Linked DNA regions of Mus musculus: region 2 is linked to region 1. Evidence: chromatin loops called from intact Hi-C (ENCODE). Cell type or tissue: heart. All regions are shown on one strand.

What was found. Hi-C counts contacts between places; a loop is a spot of excess contacts. Peaks named below come from ENCODE experiments on the same cell type or tissue, not always from the same donor. Only the 100,000 strongest peaks of a DNase experiment are listed, where the experiment ranks them.
Region 2: a loop joins it to region 1, with 5 times the contacts of the local background. A loop is called at or near these places in 7 of 42 quality-filtered maps.

What each region holds. Positions count from the first base shown.
Region 1 is chr1:169,344,455-169,352,454 of GRCm38, reverse strand. No RefSeq gene overlaps it. Among named protein-coding and RNA genes, the nearest start is that of Gm34477, 16 kb to the left of the region's middle. In heart, a CTCF peak has its summit at 4,514 (motif pointing right); no DNase peak of the experiment used is centred here.
Region 2 is chr1:168,452,564-168,460,563 of GRCm38, reverse strand. No RefSeq gene overlaps it. Among named protein-coding and RNA genes, the nearest start is that of Pbx1, 24 kb to the right of the region's middle. In heart, CTCF peaks have their summits at 3,046 and 7,543 (motif pointing left); no DNase peak of the experiment used is centred here; H3K27ac peaks cover 447 bases.

The sequences.
Region 1 (8,000 bases):
GAAGTGGACACAGGCAAAAGACTAAGGCAGACTGGTAAAGGAACATTTAGCTAAAGTAGACACATGTAAAAAGATGTTCTGTTAAAGCAAGTACCTGAGAGGACATGTGATGAAGGAGTTTTTGTTAACAGGTATGTATTGGTCTGTCTTATATTGTGTAATTGAGCTGTGTTTGTCAGGACTCTATGTAGAGAAATGCATCAAAAAAACTTCTGGTGGTGTGTTGTAGTGTTTTGTCGTTTTTGTGGACTTGGGCTGATTGGCAGAGTGATGTCAGCTGAGGCAGATATACATGCTAAGACAAGACACATGCTGATGCAAGACCTGTGGAGGACACTTGATGTTTAGAGAGACTGTAAAAAGGACTCAACAGGCAGTGACAGAGGCTGAACTTGGCTTGTTTATAGAGTTAGTCGTATAATGCTTGTGGCTCTCGAGTCTTTGCTGAGCATTGCTTCCCTGAGAGAGAAACAGCCAAGAACTTCTTCTGGCATTCCTCCTAGTCTATCCTGTTGATGCGTGCTGAGGCTGAGGCCTGGCTGTCTCTGCTAGGCAGTGCCACCACTGCTGATTTGTGTTTGCTATTCTGACTCTAACCAACTGGACTGCTGGTGTTTGTGAGTGTATTGAACAGCCACTATTAATCTGTGACCTGAACTGCCATTTTCCAGACAACACAGACAAGAGTTGCTCCAAAGAACCTTTCTAAATAGTCCACTTCCCCTCAATCCCCACCCCCCGCCACTACCTCTGCTAGGTGATGGGCTACAAGGGAGGTTTAAAGCCTTTAAAAATAAGGTCTGAAAAAGATTAAAGTTACATTTCTGAAATACAACTTATTTCAAGGGCTGTGTTTTCACCACAGTCAAGTAAGAAGTGTGTATGTAGAATGGCAAAAGCCATGCCCAAATCATGTTCCTCACAATGTTCCAAGTAATTGTCACATCTGTGAAGAAAGCCACACTCACAAACAGCCTTTTATGTCTTGAGGGAACATCTCTGTATGAAAATATTTTGGCCATTTTCTCATGTAATGATCTGTACTAGATGACAGACATTTAATGACAGCCAACAAGTGGCCATGTACAGTCTGGCCTAGTCATAGTGGTGCACACCTGTAATCCCATGCTTCTGTGAAGGGGGCTGCACTTCCAGCTTCCTGGTCACCAGTGTTTCCTCTGTGCCTGGCATGGGTAGGAGAAGCATCTGTTATTGAGGAAGTGAGAGGCCAGGCAGCTGAGTGTCTTGTAGCAGACTTCACTTGCTTCACTCTGAGGCTAAGATCTGATGGGAGAGCATGAGAAGAAAATGAATAGGATGTGTGGTCACGTGAGGCAAGAGCACAGGGGTAGCTACTTTTGGTGGAGGTTGGAGAATTCCCTGGATATGTCTGTGAGGGTGTTTCCTGGGGAGATCAGCGTGTGAGTTTGAGCAGATTGTGTGGTGAAACTCTGCCCTCAGCGGTATGAATGAGAACATGATCCAATTGGCCCTGGCCCCAAGAGAACAGAAACAGGCAGAGGACACGTCTGTGCCTTCCTCCAGCACTGGGACACTGTCCTTTTTCTTGTCCTTATATATCAGAACTTCCAGCTCTCAAGCCATGAGGATCCCAGGACAGACATTGGTATCTCCATTTGGTTCTTAAGCAGTTGGTTTTAACTGAGTGTCTCATCCCCAACTCTCAGCTCCAAGGCTTTTGTATTTGTATTGAATATACACATCACATTCTAGAGTCTTTGACCTGCAGGGCTATGCTGGATCTTTCAGGTTTTAGATTCCATAATTTTTTGAGCTATGTTTACTGATAGGTTCCCATCATATATCTTCTTTTGCATTCCCCCTTTGTTCTTTGTCTTCAGAGAGAGCCATCTGATCAGTGGTGGTAAGGTCTCCTTAGCAACAGCTCCTAAAACAGTCCATTCTGTGTGGACTTTGGAATCAGCGTTAGAGAAATTACGCCCAAGGTACTATGTTTTTTGAACTGCACCATCTCCTTAGAACCTCTTTTCCTACTATCAACTAGGTCTTCTGATCAACATGACCTCACCTTCCTTATGTAGCTCTTAAAACCAAGGGCTTAGAAGTCCCTCCCACAAAGTCTGACAATACAAAGAGGTTGCTTGAGAAACAACTCTTTGTTTCTCTGTCATTTGAACTAGCTCAGTGGTTAAGTCTTTAATTCCCCCGCTCTTCATGGGAAACAGATTCTTTGAAATGCACACACACGGCTAGTCTTCTGCAGCAGTGCCTCTGGCATTTCAATGAGATCTTCCCCAGAAATAGGAAGTCTTCAAAAAAGAAGGTCTCTGATGGAATGTCCATCCACCTAGGAGGAAGGGCAGGGAGATGCTTGCGAGTGGGTTGCCTTTTGAAGCTGTCCACATGGTACCCTCAGAGATGGCTTCCATCCCAGCTTTCGAGTCCTGACCCACCGAAGATCATATCACAGCAGTTTTCCTGCCTCTGTAATGACCCTCCGGAATGGCTTCAATGTGCTCTCCATGTGTGGAAGCAATTATGTTCAAAAGATGTCCTAGTACAGGGTGGATTTGGAAAGCCAGAGGGGCTGAGAGGATGGAACCACCAATGCCATTTGTGCAGAGAAGAGCAGAGTTGAGCCACTGTGAAATGCACTTCCTGTGCTCCATTGGTGTCCTACCTGGTTCTTTGATCTGCCCTCTCTCTAAACAGTTTTAGACTCCCTAACTGGCTATGTTTGAAAGGTGAGCCTGCATCTTTCTTTTAATATATTTTTATTGGTGGATCTTACGGTACAAAAGCAGTGGGTTTCAAAGTTACATTTATGTGTGTTTTTTATTTATTTACTGATTGGGGGAAGGAGCATGGGGCATGACATGACAGAAGTCCAGACAACTTGCTGGAGTTGGTTCTTTCCTTCTACTGTTTGTGGTTCCTGATATCAGATTCATGTCTTCTGGCTTTTACCTGCTCAGCTATATCCCTAGCCTGTTTGTTTCTTTTTAAAGTTGCAACCTCTTTTCCCTAAACATTTATCATTTTTTAACAGGTACATAGCTAGGTTCTCAGGATGTCCACTATACTTTATATATATATATATATATATATATATATATATAACTTTACTCTGTGAACCACACTGGGAACTTCTGGAAGAGTAATATGTACCATACCCTTGATTGCTCTTCCATCTCTCCAGCTCTTAAAACAGTCTTTGGCTGAGCAACTTACTGACTGTGGGAAGAGAGACGACTAAATAGTTAGAACAACAAAACAGCAGCCAACACTTTCCACCTTTTACTGTGAACTGTTTCAAACACATTACCTTAGCTGTTCAATTAGTGTTTACCTCAGCATGCAGTAGGCACCACCTCTAATTTTCCAAAGTTTGAAAATGAGTGAGGAATTCTGAAATTCAGAATGATAATTAAACTTCATGGCTCACCTATCTACTAAATCGCCAACCTGGGCTTCAGCCTTGGCTATAGGCTAACTGAAACTTGTAGCATGTCTTCTATCCTCCGTACTGCTGGGTAAAGGCTGAGACTCTCAGTATTGATGGAACCTTCCTCTGGAAGGTTCTGGAAGGTTCCTCTGGAAGGTTCCAGGGGAGCTGATATCCAATTCTTGAGAAGTGGAGATCTCTCAGGCAAAGTAGAAAGGGCTATATTCTGCCAAATAAGAGTTTCCCATGAGAGGACATGCCAGAGTCAGCAGGTGTGTGAAGAGGATTTCTTGGGAAAACCACAGCAACTCTGGAGCCAGAGGTACAAAATGCTATGGTGCTGAGGAGGAAAGTGAGGTCAGTAGGAGCCCAACTGCTATAGAATCTTTTGTTCCAAGTTAGAGAATGTGGACTCTACCCTAAGACCTGTGAGGATCTTCTAATGGCTTCCTTGATTGACATGTAGTTTACTACAGTCTTGTGTATATACTTTCTGATGACTCTGTGTGAAAGGTGACCATTCCAAGGAAGCAGCTGCTTCTTTCCCATGGTTCTGCCTCCACATATCGTGTCTGAAACCTGCACACACTGGGTTTTGGTTATTAATGACATTCACTCATGCACAATGTATTCCATACTATCTCTGGCACACCTATTGTCTTTCATAAGTGAGCTAGGTACTAGGATGACAAAGAGGAAGTGACGTACATGGGTGTGATCACCAGAGCAGGATTTATTGGTAGAAACAGTACATATCTAATCCGAGTTAAAAGCAGCAGGGAAGATGCTGTGTAATGGGTGTATTTGACGGGAAGAGGATGTATGGTCCAAGAGGTAACAAGTGCTGATAGCTAAGAACAGGCGCTAAAGTCACCCTCCTCTGGGTTCAAATCCCAGCTTTGCCCTACATTTGCTATGTGACACCAGGCCAGTTACTGAGTTGCTCTGAGTCTCAGCATCATCATGTAATAACTGCACATCATAACATTAACCACCTCATAAGGTTGCTACGAAGATAAATTGAGTGAACATTTTGAAGTTACTAAGTCCAATATAAAAACAGGAGCCCTGAAGTGACAATGTTCCCCAGTAGATGTCACTGCTACATAGCAAGTTAGGTGAGATAATATCTGTGTTCAGGGCGACCACTTAACCACCCCTTCTGAAAATTGGTGCATAAATGGCTTTACTCTCAAAATACAAAACCCAAAAGAGGGTTTGCAGGCTGGGAGCTGTGCAACAGTGAGGACAGACCCAAATGTAGGGCAGAGACCCATCACTTCATCAGATTTTCATGAATGTTCCAAGCTTTCTCTATATTGGTTCTCTTGTAGAACACATTTTTCTCTAGGATTCTAAGAAAGCATGGATTGAATTCCATCAGCCATGCCAGAGAGCACAAATCTTTCATGAGGAGGTCTGTGGATAATGACTGGTTGAGCTTCCAAAGGTGCTAACATGGAGAGGTAGGAGAAGGTAGCAGGCACAGAACCTTGAGAGGTAGCAGCAGGTGACTTTGGAGAGGGGCGACTTTGTGACAGCTAAGGTTGACGTTATTGCTTTCTGTTCTATGAGCCAGGAAAGGTCAAAATGAATTTGTTCAGAGTTTCCTCATGTCCTGTAGAACTCAGCACAGCTGGGGATGAGATTTCTTTCTTGTTCTCTATTCTGACATGGCCAGACTTCAAGGTAAAGTTGATGGGCTAAAAGCAGAGAGGTCACCACACACTCCTTTCCTTAGACTTGCATAGAACATTTCCTGTGGGCTTGGTTTTTGTGTTGCATGAAAGGATACAGAGCTGAATAATTCATGCCTAGTTTCTTCCAGCTGTTTACAGTCCAGGCTTTAGTGGGAGAGACAGGCATGTCCTACTGTGGAGGCAATGGAACATTTTACACAGTATTTTAAAAATGCTAACAGAGTTTTGAAGAAGAAGTTGAGATAACATATGGTCTTTGTTTTGCAGGATGAGTAGGAGTCTGTACTTTTTAGAAAAGGGAAACACTCTGGGTAGAAATATCATCACATATGCATCTTAATGGAAGAACAAGGAGTGGTTGCTCTGAGCTGAAGGTCTGGATGCTTGGCTAAGAGATGAGATCTGCCTTGAGCTTCAACAAGGTATACAGTGGCACTGAGAAAGACTGGCGCTCTTATCCACAGAATCAGAAAGTGTTTCAGTCTTGCAATTACCTTTCCACATTGTGGAATCAATTCGTTCTATAACTTCTACTTCCTAGATTGGTATTTAATGCTAAGTTTGCTCTGCACAAGCTTGGTCTGAGAGGGTAGAGGAAAGTCCTGTTCTTTTTCTTATAATACTTAAAATAAATGTGTGGTGGTCTCCCCTATTAGTTCTCTGCTGATACCACAAGACCAACAGGATGTCCTAGGGCTCAACTCAGTTCTGACACTTAATACCTGAAGTTAGCATAGAACCAACTTGTAGAGGGCTCAGTTTGCATTTCCAAGGTCCCATGTTTTTGTTGCCTTTTCTACTGATTGGGACACTGCCCTCCCTGTTCCAGTGAATTGCAGTAATGGGACACAGAACTCTGGGGAACAGTATCTTTATGTCTACCAGTTCCTTATGAGTGATGTCATCAAAACTACAAATGAATAGGAGCATAAAGCAAGGTTAGAAAGGGCCTGGGGTAGGGTAGCTGTCCTGTCTTTGCTTGGGGTGTGCTACTCTATTGGAAGATTTCATTAACCCAGAACCTCAGATGTCTTGCTAGGGCTTTCAGGAATCTCTATTGCATAGTTATCAATGTGTGTTGGTGATTAGCCCAATGATTTTCCTCTGAGGGGCTCAAAGTTCCTATGACTATAGTGTGTAGTTGATTCCTTTGGTGACCAGGCTCTTTCCTGCAATGTGGGGCTTCTTTTCTTTCTTTCTTTCTCTCTCTCTTTCCTTCCTTCCTTCCTTCCTTCTTTCTTTCTTTCTTTCTTTCTTTCTTTCTTTCTTTCTTTCTTTCTTTCTTTCTTTCTTTCTTTCTTTCTTTCTTTCTTTCTTTCTTTCTTTCTTTCTTTCTTTCTCTCTTTCCTTCTTTCTTTACTTCCTTCCTTCCTTCTCTCTCTTTTCCTTCCTTCCTTCCTTCCTTCCTTCCTTCCTTCCTTCCTTCCTTCCTTCCTTCCTTCTCTCTCTCTCCCTCCCTCCCTCCCTCCCTCTCTCTCTCTCTTTCTTTTTCTTTCTTTCTTTCTTTCTTTCTTTCTTTCTTTCTTTCTTTCTTTCTTTCTTTCTTTCTTTCTTTCTTTCTTTCTTTCTTTCTTTTTCTTTTCCAGCCACTGGGCATCTCTTTAACTCACCTTTCAGTAGGTCTGTTTGAAAGGGACTTCTTTATAAAGAGTAAAAGATTCTGCTCTTACCCTGTCACTGGGCAAGAAGTAGAAATGAAATCCAAATAAATGTGACCAAATACATGTTTCTTATTATCTGATAGCATCTTTAAGGATAATTTGGTGCATATAGCACAATTTGCTGTGGGTGGCCCTTTTGAGGAATGGCCGTGGTTAAAAAAGAAACCATCAACCCCAGCATGAAGTGGCTAATCACAATGTTGACGTCAAGGCCTGCTCATCTTGATGAGTACTATTTGTCAAAAGCTGTGATAGATGAATTATAGGTATGAGCTCATCTAATCCACACTGTAATCCTACAAGGAAGACAGGATAGCATCAAGGTATACAGCTGGACCCTCTGCCACCTGCAGCCCACTTCTGCATCCTTTTGCAAAGTAGCCTAGCCCTTCCAAGTGCCTAGTGCTTCCATTCCTAAGACGGCTATCGCCATGCCTTCAGTATCTGTGGGAATTTCTGGAGAGGGCATCTCAGGAGCTTAGTAGGGCTGCAAATTGCCTCTGGCCTGCAGAGCTGACCCTATTCTGACCCTGTCCTGTAGCCAGCTGGTCCCGTCCATTCTTCATTGTGAATGAATCCAAGAAAGTCAACAGGTACAAGCAATCACCAGAAAGCTATTTGTTGTGATTGAAAAACACTCAGAGAAATGGAGTGCCTCATAGATGATTTAATATTTTAAAGGTGGCGCATGCGAATGAGTCAGCTCGGGGTGGGTGAGGGAGTTTACATTCCACATCAAGGTTTTACTTAAAGTTTACATTTTGTTTAAATTAGAAGTAAGATCAGTGTAATATGGCTTAAACCTTTCTTAGAAATTTATGGCTTCTTTTAATAAACCCCATAAAAGACACTTTTAAACATATGCAGTGTTCTTAATGTAATGGTTCCATTCTCGAAATATATAGTATTTAGGTTGCATCTAAAATGCTGTAAAAGTATCACAAAGCCTGTAAAAATATTGTTAACGGGAAGAAATCTTTTAGAGGAATAAATATTTTCTTGGAAAGGGAAAAAGCTCTGAACCTTTTAGTCAGGGAATGGCTTGGTTTTGAAAAATAACAATTTGCCTTCTTTTAAATGGTCTTTCTGTGGTTCCACGCCAGCCAATTATTAGATTAAAGCAAGCTGTCGCTATGCGCCCTAGAAACTCAAACGGATTTGATGTTGCACCCTAAGTTTGCGAGGACAAGTTCCATTTAAGCTTTAATGAGG
Region 2 (8,000 bases), 890 kb after region 1:
ATATCACCATTCCAAACATACTGAAACAGTTTTTAAAATGCTTTCCTTTTTCAAGCTCTCTGTCTCTCTTCCATGCCTTCTCCATATAACAGCCAGTGCTTTTAAAAATTCAACTCTGATCATTTAACCTTTCTTAAGTTCACAGTGTGTTTTGGTTTGTTGGTGAGAGGGTGTTTTGGTTTTGGTTTTGGTTTTGGTTTTGGTTTTGGTTTTGGTTTTGGTTTTTGAGGAGCAGGTAGCATTGAGACAGAAACTCACTATGTAGCCCTGGCCAGCCTGGAACTTGTTATATAGACCAGGCTAGCCTCACACTCACAGAGATCTGCCTCCCTGTACCTCCCAAGTGCTGGGATTAAAAGGATGTGCCACCAAGCCAGGGCCAGGTTTTCACTGTTCTGAGGTAAAGCTCAAACCTTAATTCGTGGCCTTCAGTCTTCACTAGGCAAAACATCCTTTCTTTCCCCAGTCTCAGACCCAGTTCCCTTCCCTTTGCAGTCAAGCAACATGTTCTTTCTTTCATGGCATCAAAACACACTGCCTCCTCAACCTCAGGGCCCGTGCAATGAAATTCCTTCCACCTAGAACTATCTCTCCCTGGTTGACTGCTTTGAAGTCCTAGGTATCCTTCAAAGTTTGGCACAATGGTCCTTCTTCAAGAAACCGCTTGAGCCTTCTCAGAGTAGCTCTAACACGTTAGTTTCATATTCACAGAACTGTCTGTGTCTCTCCTTTCCTATTCACAAGTGGGATTAAATAGGAATCATAGATTAATTATTAAATCTCTGTCTCCCATTAGAGTGGGCCCATGCGCATGGATACTTGGTCCAAATCAATGAACTTGTCAGTGAGCAAACTTCATTGATGTGTGCACATCCTAGTAATGAGTATGTTCAATGATAAAGCCAGGCATGGTGGCACATGCCAATCCCAGCACTCAGGAGTCAGAGGCACATTGATCTCTGTGAGTTTGAGGTCAGCCAAGCCTACAAACAGAGTTTCAGGCCAGCCAGGGATACAGAAATAGATCCTGTTACAAACACATAAGGTGCATGTTCTGTGAATAAGGACTGTCTGCTCATCTTTCTGATTTTCTGATAGTGATCAGAATAACAAAATAACCCAGTGAGCTCCTGAGGCCAGCTTTGGGGCAAATAAGGGTCACAAGAATTTAGATAGATAGATAGATAGATAGATAGATAGATAGATAGATAGATAGATAGATAGATAGAGATAGAGAGATAGATAGATAGAGATATAGATAAATATATGTGTTTATGTGTGTGTAAATGTATACATATATACATATTTCTCACATCTGAAGCAAACACAATACAAAATCCAAAATATAGACACTCTACTGCCTACAGAATTAGAACATCATGAAGTAGATAATTCAGTTAATGGAAATTTGACAGTCTAAGTGGGAGAAATATCAGTGAACTCCGGAACTAAAACACCATCACAGGATGTGACAGAAATGATCCATGAGTCCACCCCATCTGACCTACACCCAAAGATCTGTAAATGGGGCCACTCCTAGCATCCCCTCCAAAGGAGCCAACTCAGACTGCAGTGCCACGAAGCAATTCTAAAATATTCTGCCTTACAATCTAGATAACTGTTTTACAATCACACTTTTGGTATCTTTCTGAAAAAAATAAAAGCCAAAGAGATTCTGGGAGGACTTGGCCAGGTCTCTCAGAGATCTGAGCTCTCCTGCGTGTATGTTCAAAAAGGGAGAGCACCCACCCCAATTGCTGACTGTCTTTGTTTGTTTGTTTGTTTGTTTGTTTGTTTGTTCCAGGATTTACTCAGAGTCAACCTACCCTCATTATTGTCAATGCTTTAGAATACAAAACAATGATGGCAATTCTAATAAGCACTGCATCCCTAATGGCTTTCTTTTTCCCACAGGACAGGTGGGCCCTTTGAAGGTGCCTTCACATGCCACCATGTCTCTCTTGCAGTAGCTCCAGCACTGTGTTTTACCATCATCTTGATAGGTGGATAGCCATACACGTGCACAGAGAGAGCAAGACAGTGGCTCAAGTTCACTCACACTCCCCAAATGTGTGCAAGTCCAGTCAGAGCTGAGACTTGACCCCATGCTTGCTAGCTGCCGTGCATGCATTCCCCGGTACACTGAAAGATTCTAGTTCTTTCACCAGAGTTTGTGTTGGATAGAATCTAGGGTTATTTTTTTAAAGTGGTATGTGTCTATAATTCTAGTGATTTAAAGACCGAGGCAGGGAGATGGTTGGGAATTCAAGGCTAGCTGAAGTTACAGAATGATTTTGAAGCCAGACTGGATTACATACATAGCAAGACGTTATCTTAAAGGGGAGAGTGATAGGAAAGTGAGAATGAGAGAATATTCATAGCAAGAATGGGAGGGGGGAAGAAGAAGAGGAGGAGGAGGAGGAAGAGAGCAGAAAAGGGAGGGGAGGGGAGGGGAGGGGAGGGGAGGGGAGGGGAGGGGAGGGGAGGGGAGGGGAGGGGAGGGGAGGGGAGGGGAGGGGAGGGGAGGGGAGGGGAGGGGAGGGGAGGGGAGGGAAGGGAAGGGAAGGGAAGGGAAGGGAAGGGAAGAGAAGAGAAGAGAAGAGAAGAGAAGAGAAGAGAAGAGAAGAGAAGAGAAGAGAAGAGAAGAGAAGAGAAGAGAAGAGAAGAGAAGAGAAGAGAAGAGAAGAGAAGAGAAGAGAAGAGAAGAGAAGAGAAGAGAAGAGAAGAGAAGAGAAGAGAGCATGGGCTGATCATTTAGAGAGTTCTGATCTCCAAGTCATCAGCCTGAACATGTAAGACCCTGGCATCACTTGCCTGCTCAGCCTGTTTGTTTGAACGTTATCAGTCCCAAGATCTGTCCTTTCTCTTTGTTTCCACATACCCCGTTCTCCATCACCCTGATGTGACAGTTAATAGCTTAAGTGTGGAATCTAATGCTCAGATGCCCAGAAAAGGCTGGGCAGGCTGTCCAGAGGGTGCCAGGCAAATGTCAGGAAGGGCAGGTGCCAGGGCTGGTCACAGAATTCCTCTCCTGACACCTCATGGCAGTGGGAGGCAAGTGTGTGCAGTCCTTGAAGCCCTTTCCTTGCTTAGTTTAATCATTCAGGAGTGAACTGCATGTATTGTTAAAATATCCAGCGATGGGTTAAAAGAAGAGCGCAGTCTCCAGGGAGTCTGAAAGGTCTCTGCTTTCACGTGCTTTTAAAGTGGAGCAGGCTGGGGCTGTCTGGTGTAGTGCTTTTGTAGTCCGAAGTGTTTATGTGTTTTGAAGAAAATGATGTGTGTTCTGCTTTGTAGTTTTGCTAAACATTTAAAAGCACAACAGAGAGTCTTCTAAAAATGTAACTGCGAAAGAAATACCTGGAGAACAGAAGAGGCGAAGACAGCAGGCTCAGGCAGAGTCCAAAGCTTTGAGAGTGATGTTCAGGCTGTGGGGTTGGGGGTGGGGGGTTGGGGGGCTTCAGCAGAGCCTGCTGGAGGTACCAAAGCACAAAGCACCATTCCAAGATGCAGCAAGCTGTGAGCCAGTCATATGCATGCTGGTGCTTCAGTACAGTATTTGCTGATTCTTCACATGCTTTTTTATTTTTTTAGCTGATGAATATGGCTACAGTGGACATTACACACTAGATCTGAGGTCATTAGCAGTTTGAAAGCCTGTGTGTATACATGCATCATCAGATACATGTGTGGGCTAAGTACATCAGAGTTCCCTGCTCAACAGTCCTGGAATCACATCCATGAAATAGTCCCAAACTTTCAATCATGTCCACGGGCATGTTCAAATGCACATTTAGAAATACACTCGAGGAATGAGGACATGGCTCATGGATAGAGTGATTGCAGCACAAACACGAGGACCTGAGTTCAGATCCCCGGCACCCTTGTGATAGCTGAGCAGAGTGGGTACATGCCTGTGACTCCAGCACACTAGGGCAGGCTAAAGAGATGCACAGAGACCCTGGAGTCTCACTGGTCGGCAATTCTAGCTGAAATGGGGACCCTCAGGTTTACAGAGATAACCTACCTTAAAAATAAATGATATCGACCTGTGTCTTCTACCCATGCCTGCATGGGCAAGAGCATCACTACACACACACACACACACACACACACACACACACACACACACACACACACAACACAACACAAGTTTAACAAAAGAAATACAGGTATAGGGGAAGATTTTCTCATCTTTTTTTCCTCAACTTTTTCATTTACTATTTAATTTTTTTAATTGTGTATCTGGGGTTTGGTAACACGGCATGCCCCACTGTGCATGGAGAAGGGACAATCTTGTGGGAATCAGCATTTGCCTTCCAATGTGTGAGTACTGGAGACCTAATGCAATTCGTCAGGTCCCGACCCACTAAGCCATCTCAAGAGCCCCTTCTCATCTTCTCATTCAACAATCAAAGATTTGGAGGGCGGACCAAACTATAAGACCTGGGCCCGAGATCACAACTGTGTGAAGAATACGAGTTTTTTCATTTCACGTGCCCGTTATGTGTGGGCATTGTCTCCCATCCCTCGAGCCTCACCCACCCAGTTTCTTCTCGTTTGCTGTGTTGGTTAGGAGAAGGATAGATGCGTATCACCCTCTCTCTTTCCCGAACTGCCTCTGTCTACCTCCCTTGTCTGTCTTGGGTTTTCTCAGCCCCTTCCTCTACACTGCATCTCTTTTAGTTCCAAAATTAGAACATTCAATTTAGAAAGAACAATTAAGCGTGCGGGGGGCGGGGGTGGGGTGTATCTGGAATAAGGAAAGTCATTTCAACTTCTCTGTTGGGCACAGGATCACTGGCAGTGACAACAGCATCCTCATTGGGGATTCAGTCCCATTCTTAAATATCAGCTTCAGGAAAATCCAGGTCTCAGGAAAGTTCCCCAAACTCCCCTGTCAGCGCGAAGCCGCCCCAGAACGCCGCCCCAGAGGCTGCCCCACAGCTGCGATCTCACTAGGGCGGGTGCAAGATGTGCTCCATAAAGCAGTGGTTGGTGTTTTACGTGGTTTCTCACCCAGTAAATATTTATTATCTCCTCAGTACTTTGACCTGTCTCTTGAAACCTCGTATACCTGGAGCCCTCTAACTGCTCCAAGGAGCTTTTCCTTCGAGACGACAGTCCTTTTAAAAGTGATCTTTACAAACTGGGGAACCAGAGCCACCTGGGATCCTGTCCAGAAGGCACACTGCTGACCTACTTCTCTTCCAGAGGAGCTCGGTGAAGCGAATGAGTCTGAGAACCGCTAACATAAGGATTCTTCAGGACGGCATGGCCTAGTTTATAAAGATAAAGACCCTCCAAAGCAGTAGGTCTCTGCAGTGATTTTATCATCTGGGCAGTATCTGTGGGTTCTTTGGCTTGTTCTAACTGAAAGGAATGGTGGGTATTACAGGCTTATATAGGTAGGGGCCAGAGACATTGAAGATGCGGTACAGTGGACAGGAAATCCATCCATTGCAAAGAATGGTGTCACTAGTACCAAGACTGAGGGATTCTTCTGAAAAAGACACTTGTGGTCCCAGCCTAAAATTCCCAGTCTCTTCCGCACAGGAACCCCAGTGGGTGTTTGTTTATTTGGTTTGGTTTGGTTTAATTTGCAGATATCCTCTACACATAGCCATCAGTTTCATGAAGATATTTACAGTGAGGTAGGTCACATATGGGCTATTCCCAGACAGGACATCATTCCCAGATAAGAGTTTGTACTTTCCTGTTACATGTGTGTGTGTGATTTTATGTATATATGTATATACACTTTATATGTATGTAATCTAGGATCCACATATGAGAGAAAACATATGATATTCCTTTATGGTCTGGCTTATTTTATTTAATATTATCATCATCAGTTCCATCTACGTTCCTCCAATGAGAGATAATTTTATTCTTCTTTATGGCTGATGGCAACAGCATTGTGCACACCTTAGCTGATTCCATAGTGGTAGGTAATAGTGGACCAATGAATATCCTTTAGCTATGGTCTCGACAGAGATCCCAAAGTAATTCTGTTTTTAGGTTTTTGAGGAGCCCCCCCCCAGCAATTGGACTCAAGCATTTGTTTTCTAATGGCTTGGAATAATGCTTTTCATACTGAATCATTTATTCAGCTTATTGATTTATGGTCAGCATATTTTAATGGAATTAGATAGGGTGGAAGATAATAGAATGAGAAAAAAAGGAATCTATATCAGAGTCTGCTTTGCATCATAAGGACAAGTGTTCATGAAATTTTCATTTCGGTTTCATATGTGAGCTTAATCGTGGTGGACTAGATACAAAGGAATGTAAGATGTGTTTCCCTTGCATATCGTTTTATTATGAAGTCTGACAAATGTCCAGACGTGGGTGGTACCTCCTAAATGTGACAAAAATAAAATGACCAAACTCCTGAAAGATGGTGCTGGAGCACAGTGTCCTGACCTGGGTGTCCCCATGTGGAATATGAGAGTGTTAGCAAAGGTGCAAGATATGCCCTAGGTTTCCAGTAGCAATGGGTAATAGTGACTTAAAACTGTAACGTGACATATGTTTAAAAATTCCAGAATGTCTGAAAAAGACAGACAATGTCAAGTGTAATGAGAACAGGAAGTGTAGGATGTTTTACACATTCCTAGTTGAAAGTGCACATTAATATACATATTTTTGGAAAGCATGATATGCTAAAACTAAGCGTTCAATTATTTTAAAATTCACCAGTCCTACTTCCACTCTGATTTCCCTAACAGCGCTGCCCATGTACCAATACATGCAGAAGAATGACCACTTGTCACAAGTTACAGCCTCGTGTTAAAAAATGATGCAAATGTCCAAATAATAGGACAGATAAATTATTAATGTATTCATACAGCAAATGTTGGATCACGCCTTTAATCCCAGCATTCAGGAGGCAGAGGCAGGAGAATCTCTGAGTTTGAGGCCAGCTTGGTCTACAGGGTGAGGTCTGAGACAGCCAGATCTACACAGAGAAACTGTATCTCAATAATAATACTAATCCAAAGATAAAGTTGAATTAAATAAATCAGACACATAAAATACCGTTTGTATAAATTTTAATCTGTGAAAAACTAATTAGGCTCATACTTAAAAGACGATAAGAGCCAGGTGTGGTGTTGGATACCTTGAATTTCAGCCATTGATGGGGCAGAGGCAGACGGATCTCTGTGAGTTCAGGACCAGCCTGTTCAACAAAGAGAGTTCCAGAACAATCATAGCTACAAAGAGAGACTCTGTCAAAAAAAGGAGAGGAGGATAAAAAATGCTATTATTATTTAAAATATGCTATTATTATTGTTACTATTATTATTAATTATTAGATTTTAGAGAGATAACTAGCATTATGGCTGTAAAAAAAAAACCTTGAGGAGGAAACATTTAGGATGTAAATAAATAAAATAATTAATTAATTTAAAAAATGCCTTGGATGGGCTGGAAAAAAGGCTCAGCAGTTAAGAGAACTGACTGCTCTTCTATAGGTCCTGAGTTCAATTCCCAACATCCACATCGTGACTCACAACCATCTGTAGTGGGTTCTGATGCCCTCTTCTGGTGGAGACAGCTACAGTGAACTCAAATAAATAAATAAATAAATTTTTAAAAAGATGCCTTGTAGCTCAGGGATGTTAGCTCAGTGCTGATTTATAGCAATCAACTGTGTAGCATCACTGAGGGAAGTCAGGAAGGAGTTAAATGAAGCAACTTGAAGGCAGGAACTGAAGCAGAGACCAATGAGTAAGGTTTCTCCTTGGTTTGTTTCCCCATGACTTGTTTAGCTTGCTTTCTTATACAGCCCAGGTCCACCTGCCTAGATAGGCTGGGCTCTTCTACATCAAATAGCAGTTAAGAAAATGCCCACACAGACATACCCACAGGTCAATCTGATTGAGGCAATTTTTCAATTAAGTTTTTTTTTTTTTCTTTTCCAGGTAGGTCAGGCTGACAACCAAGATTAACCATCGCAAGTCCACTCCTTGTCACCCTGACACACAACTACATCT